2 separate regions of the Homo sapiens genome follow, and region 2 is linked to region 1. A link is a contact called in ENCODE Hi-C or POLR2A ChIA-PET data. All regions are on one chromosome and are shown on one strand. The core of a region is the stretch at or near the end of the contact, and the rest is flanking DNA. Distances in the headings are between cores, read along the strand shown.

Region 1 (3,753 bases), core at 391-2,890:
GGAGTGGGCCACTGTGCTGGGTTTTCTTTACTTCTTTTTCTCAGATATCTCATGCCCTAGTATGGCTTCCCCTTCTCCTAGGCCTGGGAGCAATGGCTTTAATAGTAACCACTGTATTTGCATTTTGGAGGACTGCTCCTAAGAGCTGTTTTTATTTAAAGAGTCCCAGCAATCAAATACAGATTGGCTGGCTAGCTCCCACGTTTCCACACAATTCCCTCCTACTTAAGCTCTCTATGTTTACACACAGGACATCTAACTGCTTGTTCTGGTCAAGGTACAGCTTTCCGGAGCTCTGAGAGACGGAAGAGAAAGGGTTGGTACGTTCTGCAGGTGAATGGTGGTCTGCTGAGAGAGAGACAGACAGAGAGACATAGTCCAAGGTAACAGGAAAGCTTCTGGCACTGGTGCCTGTGCAGTCAGTGGTGTCACTGCCAGGACAGGAAATAGAGGTAGAGCAGGTTTGGGGGAGGGGAAGAATGATAAGTTCAATTTGGGACCTTTATTCATTAGCTCCTTGGGCATTACTAGGTGGCAGGTACTGTGTCAGGAACAACTGTGAACAAAAGAAATAAGGTCCCTGCTCTCCTGAAGCTTACATTCCTGTATGGGAAGGACAACTTAAATAAATCAACAAACTAACTGCAGAAGCCCTGGTTCTATAGTCGTGTGACAGACTGCGCTGCAAAGGCGGCCAGGAAAGTCTCCATCTGGGGGAGACCTGGAGATTAGAAGATGTCAGGTTGAGTATGACAATGACCCAGTGACATAGGCTGAGAGAAGCAGTTTGGATATCTAGGTCTGGGCTGGAGATGATCAGAAAAGAAGCAAAAAGCATACTGCAAAATATACGCAGCATATACTACTACTTATAGGGAGATCAAAAATCCACATAATGATAATGATTATTAATTATTTGAGACAGAGTCTCGCTTTGTCGTCCAGGCTGGAGTGCAGTGGCAAGATCTTGGCTCACTGCAGCCCCCGCCTCCCGGGCTCAAGCGATTATCCAGCCTCAGCCACCCAAGTAGCTGGGATGACAGGGGTGCGCCGCCTCGTCCGGCTAACTTTTGTATTTCTAGTAGAGACACGGTTTCGCCGTCTTGGACAGGTTGGTCTGTAACTCCTGGCTTCAGGCGATCCGCCCGCCCGCCTCGGCCTCCCAAAGTGTTGAGATTGCAGGCGTGAGCCACCGTGAGGGCCTCACTGATTATCTAAGGCTGTTTAGATTATAGATTTTTAGATTATGTTTTTGTTTCCCTAAACGGGGTGGTGAGTACAGAGGTGTGAGATGTAACACGTAATTTGTACACCTTTTGCACACGTAAATATCACAAAGTAAACTTTTAAAATAAGGCAAGGCCTAGGGCCTCGCGAGGCTTCTCTGAGGAGCGAGGACCAGTCAGTCACAGCCAGTTTCCACTGCCTCCACGCTCCGGCCTAGGCCAGCCCCTCTCCCCAGTCATTCGCTCGGGGCTGGCTCCGCCCCAGAACTGCGCAACCTCCCCGCCCACATCCGCGTCCTAACCAATGAGCGCTCGAAATTTGGGTCCACACCCCCGTCACGCCCCGCCCCAGACTCGCGCGCCCGTGACGTCACGGTCCGGCCCCCGCCACGTGACGGCCGCGCGCCGGGCTCTAGCTCCCCGCCGGGCTCGCGCCGCAGAGGCCGGTGAGGCGCCGGCGGCCACGCCGCGGAAGGCGCGGGCCGAGCAGAGCCGGGCGTTGGAGCCCGCGCGCGCATGGAGGCGTTGCCGGCAGCCCCCTGAGGGCAGCGGGGAGACAAGACCCGGCGACCTCGCGCATCCCTCGAGCCGCCACGCGCTCTCGCCACCGGGCGGCGACGGGCCGCGGAGCCGGCGCGGCCATGGCGACGGGCGGCCAGCAGAAGGAGAACACGCTGCTTCACCTCTTCGCCGGCGGGTGAGTTCCCGGGCCCAGCCGCGCGCGCCCCACCGCCTGCGGTCCCCTCGGCCTTCGCCCCGGGCGCGGCCCCAGCCTCCCGCGGCGGTTACCGGCCTTCCCCGGGCTACGGCGCCGGCGCTCGGGAGGAGGAAGTCCCGGCGTCGGGGACTGGTGGGCAGGGCCGAGGGAGGGGGTCGGGCCTTCCTCACCCCTACGTCCTGACCGCAGCCCCGAGGGCGGCTGTGCCCCGCCGCCCGTCCTCCCCGCGGCGTCCCCAGCTTTTCCCCATTCTGAAGAGTCAGTGGCCGGTGAGTGGTGCTCGGCGGCGGTCCAGCCTGGACGCTGTGGCGCGGCCCCCCCTCCCCCGCCCCCTTCTCCTGGGGCCTCTCCCGAAGCGCAGCGCCTCAGAGCCCGTGGTAGGATCGCTGATGCTCGGGTGTGCCCGAGGTTCCTCAGGGCAGCGCGGGAGGTCATCCGGACGGGCAAAAAGGTCTGCGGACGTTGGACGTCAGCAAGGCCTGGGTGGTGCTGGTGAACGGTGATGCTTGCGGCCACACGCGGGGTGGCTAAGCCAGGGACCCGAACTCATATGAGGTCTGGAAGGTGTGTTGAGACACTTCTCGCCGGCTGGTAGACGCTTCCAACGCCAGAGACCGCAGAATTGTAAGGTGTTCCTTGTTTTGAAAGCTGCATTAGGTCTATGGTCAGGCACCTTTTTTCCAGCGGAGACAATGCATTTTTAGGAGGTTGAGTTCTGCGGTTAGGAAGGGAGATGGTACCCCTCGCCACCTCCCCTTGTCACCTCCCGCCGAGAATAGAAGGTAAAATATTTTTGAGTATTAGTAATTTTCTTTTTTCCTTTATCACAGCCGGTGGCTTGGGGTCCTTTCGGAGTCTTACAGATATTTGGAGTATTAATTTGAGGACCTCATCGGCCTGGCACAGGAATTTTTGAGTGTAGGATATTTTGCATAAAATAGTTTATTCTGGGATGATCATCTTGGCTTGAGTAGTTGCAGCCTGGATTCCTACCTGGATATGTTCCTTACAACAAACAATGGTTGAGAAACTTATCTTGGAAGATGACTGATGAAAGCGTCCCTGAGCTTTTTTTGTACTTGTATTGTGGGCAGTCACCAGGTTACTTTAACCAAAAACTTCGGTGGGTCTTCATAGATTGGAAGAGTTTCTCATTCATCTCTTCCCTGTCATTCATTCCCTTGCAACCCTTCCCTCCATGTCTCCATTGAGACTTCCTTTTTTTTTTTGAGAGGGAGTCTTCCTCTGTCGCCCAGGCTGGAGTGCAGTGGTGCGATCTTTGGGCTCACTGCAACTTCCGCCTCCCGGATTCAGGCGATTCTCCTGCCTCAGCCTCCCGAGTAGCTGGGATTACAGGCCCCGCCACCAAGCCTGGCTAATTTTTTTTTTCTTTTTTTTTTTTTGAGACGGAGTTTCGCTCTGTAGCCCAGGCTGGAGTGCACTGGCGCCATCTCAGCTCACTGCAAGCTCCGCCTCCCGGGTTCACGCCATTCTCCTGTCTCAGCCTCCCGAGTAGCTGGGACTACAGGCACCCGCCACTACGCCCAGCTTTTTGTATTTTTAGTAGAGACGGGGTTTCACCGTGTTAGCCAGGATGGTCTCGATCTCCTGACCTCGTGATCCGCCCGCCTCGGCCTCCCAAAGTGCTGGGATTACAAGTGTGAGCCACTGCGCCCGGCCACGCCCAGCTAATTTTTTTGTGTTTTTGCTAAGAGGCGGAGTTTTGCCATGTTGGCCAGGCTGGCACTCCTGACCTCAAGTGATGGCCCACCTTGGCCTCCCAAATTGCTGGGATTACAGGCGTGAGCC
Region 2 (3,880 bases), core at 1,251-3,750, 250 kb after region 1:
AACACTGCCAAAGAATCTCTGTATGCACAGGTTTAAGGATTTCTTCATCAGAATCCCAAACAAACTAAATTTTAAAGGGCTGATTGAAACACCAAATACATAGCTTAGACATTATTTAGATCAGGGTTTCTCAACAGCTGGACACTCTGGGCCAGACAATGTTTAGCTGTGGGGCTGTCCCGTGCATTGTGGGACGTTCAGCAGCATCCCGGCCTCAAAACCACTGGATGTCCGCGGCCTCCCCACCAAGATGTGCCAACCAGAAGTGTCTCCAGACATTCCCCAAGATCCCCTGGGGGCAATCCTCCTCCCTCCTCCCTTGAGAACCACTGACTGACATCCACCCCGTTAAGGAAAACCAATGATGTCTACATGAAAATCACTTGTACACTTTAAAAGAGCCACTTTAATAATTTGTGCATTACATTGATGTGAATTTCTTTTTTTTTTTTTTTCCGAGTCAGGGTCTCACTCTGTCTCAGAGGTGTGGGACACCCCACCCAGCTTGAAGTTAATTTTTAAAATAAAAACACATTAAGGCCGGGCACGGTAGGTCATGCCTGTAATCCCAGCAATTTGGGAGGTTGAGGTGGGTGGATCGCTTGAGTTCAGGAGTTCGACACCAGCCTGGGCAAAATGATAAAACCCTGTCTCTACAAAAAATAGGAAAAAATTAGCCAGGCATGGTGGTACACTTGGGAGCTACTTGGGACCTCCCAGCTACTCGGGAGGCTGAGGCATGAGAATCGCTTGAGCCTGGGAGGTGGAGGTTGCAGTGAGCTGAGATCACACCACTGCACTCCAGACTGGGTGACAGAGCGAGACCTGCCTCAAACAAACAAAAAACACACACATTAAGTGTCAAATAAATTCTTAAGCTAACAGAACAATTGAGTTTTTTAATAGTACAGTGAAACTTTCCCTGCATTTATTCACTTTTCCCAGGACAAGCATCATACCACCACATACTGTTACACACAATGCAGCTGTTCTACGAAAGGTGAGGCTGGGCGCGGTGGCTCATGCCTGTAATCCCAGCACTTTGGGAGGCCGAGGCAGGCTGATCACCTGAAGTCAGGAGTTCGAAACCAGCCTGGCCAACATGGCGAAACCCCGTCTCTACTAAAAACACTAAAAATTAGCCAGGTGTGGTGGTGGGCACCTGTAATCCCAGCTACTCAGGAGACTGAGGCAGGAGAATTGCTTGGACCCGGGAGGTGGAGGTTGCAGTGAGCTGAGATTGTGCTATTGCACTCCACTGCAGCCTGGCTGACAAGAGTGAGACTCCGTCTCAAAAAAAAAAAAAAAAAAAAAAAAACAAAGGTGAGAGCTGTTTGCAAGCTCTGCACATCTGGATCCACTCTCTTGCTCACAGGCTGGGACACCTGCCTGTCCGCCACCAGGCGGTCTATGGCTGGGCATGGGCTCACCACTACCCAGCTCACAGGGCCTGAGAGCTACATCGGGCTCCTCGTGTTGGGGAGCGCAAGGCATGCATGGTGGCATCATGAGAAAAGACCAGGGAATGAGCAGGAACAGATGGAGGAGGAACCCCTATGTCCTTCTCCCTGGTGCACATCCCACCCTGAACACTAAGAAGGAAGCAAGGGGACCAGACCCTGCACATGAGCCTCAGGGTAGGATGCCAGGAGAGTCCCAAGAACGAAGTTGGGGGTGAAGAGGTGGCTGCAGGGGTGAGAAGAGAAGGGGAAGGGGCTGGGCTGAGACTGCAGTTTAGAGTCTAGGTATCTCCCGCACACGGAGATGGGGCTGTCCCCAACTAGAACTGAGAGCTAAGGAGGAATGACAGGGCAGGAGAATCCAGAAGAAGGGGCTTCTGTTTCCCCCTTCTTCCATCCATCCATCCGTCTTTCTCGAGGCCCAGGTAGTCTTCTAGGTACCAAGAAAATAATGGTGAGTAAAACAGCCCCTGCCCTCTCAGAGCTTGTGTTATGGTTGATAAAAATATGAATTTGAAACAGAACCTGCAAAGTAATCCTCACTTCCTACAATTGCAACTTTTGAAAGCTTAAAGTGAGCCTTCTAATTTTTTTTTTTTTTTTTTTGAGACGGAGTCTCACTCTGTCGCCCAGCCTGGAGTGCAGTGGTGTGATCTCGGCTCACTGCAAGCTCCGCCTCCCGGGTTCACGCCATTCTCCTGCCTCAGCCTCCCGGGTAGCTGGGACTACAGGCACCTGCCACCGTGCCCGGCTAATTTTTTGTGTTTTTAGAGAGACGGGGTTTCACCATGTTAGCCAGGATGGTCTCGATCTCCTGACCTCGTGATCCACCTGCCTTGGCCTCCCAAAGTGCTGGGATTACAGGCGTGAGCCTTCTAATTTTTCCTCCAAATTCCAAACAAGTTTTTTTAATGTGGGAAAATACACAGTATAAAAATTTACCATCTTAACCATTTTTAAGTGTACAGGCCAATAGCATTAAGTACATTCACACTGTCATCCAACCGTCACCACCACTACCCGTCTCTAGAACTTCTTTCATCTTGCAAAACTGAAACTCTGCACCCACTAAATACTAACTTCCTATTTCCCCTCCCCCAGCCCCTGGCAGCCACCATTCTATTTTCTGTCTCTGTGAATTTGACTATTTGACTAAGGGTCCGGCGTGGTGGCTCAAACCTGTAATCCCAGCACTTTAGGAAGCTGAGGAAGGTGGATCGCTTGAGTTCAGGAGTTCAAGATCAGCCCGGCCAACCTGGCGAGACCCCGTCTCTACAAAAAATACAAAAATTAGCCAGGCATGGTGGTGCCACACTTGTAGTCCCGCCTACTTGGGAGGGTGAGGTGGGAGGATCACCTGAGCCTGGGAGGTCGAGGCTGCAGTACGCCAAGATGGTGCCACTGCACTCCAGCCTGCATGACAGAGTGAGACCCTGTCTCAAAAAAATAAAAATAAAGAATTTGACCATTCTAGGCCAGATGCGGTAGCTCATGCCTGTAATCCTAGCACTTTGGGAGGCCGACATGGGTGGATCACCTGAGGTTGGGAGTTTGAAACCAGCCTGGCCAACATGGTGAAACCCCATCTCTACTAAAAATACAAAAATTAGCTGGGCATGGTAGTCCATGCTAATTCCAGTCACTTGGGAGACTGAGGCAGGACAATCGCTTGAACCCAGGAGGCGGAGGTTGCAGTGAGCTGAGATCATGCCACTGTACTCCAGCCTGGGTGACAGAGTGAGACTGTTTCCAAAAAAAAAAGGAATTTGAGGCCGGGCGCAGTGGCTCACGCCTGTAATCCCAGCACTTTGGGAGGCCGAGGCAGGCGGATCATGAGGTCAGGAGATCGAGACCATCCTGGCTAACACTTTGAAACCCCATCTCTACTAAAAAATGCAAAACATTTGCCAGGCGTGGTGGCGGGTGCCTGCAGTCCCAGCTCCTCAGGAGGCTGAGGCAGGAGAATGGCGTGAACCCGGGAGGCGGAGCTTGCAGTGAGCCAAGATCACGCCACTGCACTCCAAGCTGGGCGACAGAGCGAGACTCCGTCTCAAAAAAAAAAAAAAAAAAAAACAAAAGGAATTTGACTATTCTAGTACCTCATATGAGTGGGATCACACCACACTTATCCTTTTGTAACTGGCTTCATTAGCATAATGTCCTCGAGGTGCCCCCCTGCTGTGGCATGCGTTGGAATTCCTTTTCGAGGCTGGATGATGTTCCGTTAGAAGGATACCATGTTTTGCTTATCCATTCCCTGGTTAACAGACGCTGGGTTGCTTCCACCTTTTGGCCATTGTGAACAATGCTGCTAATGCTGGTGTACAAATACCTCAAGGCCCTGTTTTCTAATCTTTTGTGAATATGCCCAGAAGGCGGACTGCTGGATCATACGGTGATTCTATCTTTAGGGTGATTGT

What was found. Hi-C counts contacts between places; a loop is a spot of excess contacts on that map. ChIA-PET counts read pairs that join two places held with the same protein, here RNA polymerase II (POLR2A). Pooled maps may share reads with other maps.
Region 2: a loop to region 1 is called in a pooled map, with 12 times the contacts of the local background. The contact joins the enhancer-like site here to the promoter of SLC25A33 in region 1. A Hi-C loop is called at or near these places in 4 of 50 pooled maps. POLR2A ChIA-PET finds 5 or more read pairs at or near these places in 2 of 52 experiments (OCI-LY7 and activated CD4-positive, alpha-beta T cell).

The regions. Positions count from the first base shown.
Region 1 is chr1:9,537,825-9,541,577 of GRCh38, forward strand. SLC25A33 (solute carrier family 25 member 33) reads left to right here and starts at 1,641. Exons shown (of 7, transcript NM_032315.3): 1 at 1,641-1,923. The coding sequence starts at 1,868. RefSeq lists silencers at 1,397-1,916, 1,937-2,296 and enhancers at 1,406-1,700, 2,367-2,496, 3,522-3,753.
Region 2 is chr1:9,785,356-9,789,235 of GRCh38, forward strand. The region is part of intron 1 of CLSTN1 (calsyntenin 1); the gene reads right to left. Among named protein-coding and RNA genes, the nearest start is that of CLSTN1, 37 kb to the right of the region's middle. RefSeq lists enhancers at 969-1,469, 3,103-3,880. Within about 2 kb of position 2,501, at least 7 of the 41 ENCODE cell types and tissues checked have a DNase peak (open chromatin) inside an H3K27ac peak, as active enhancers do; they include OCI-LY7, where a contact is called at or near this core.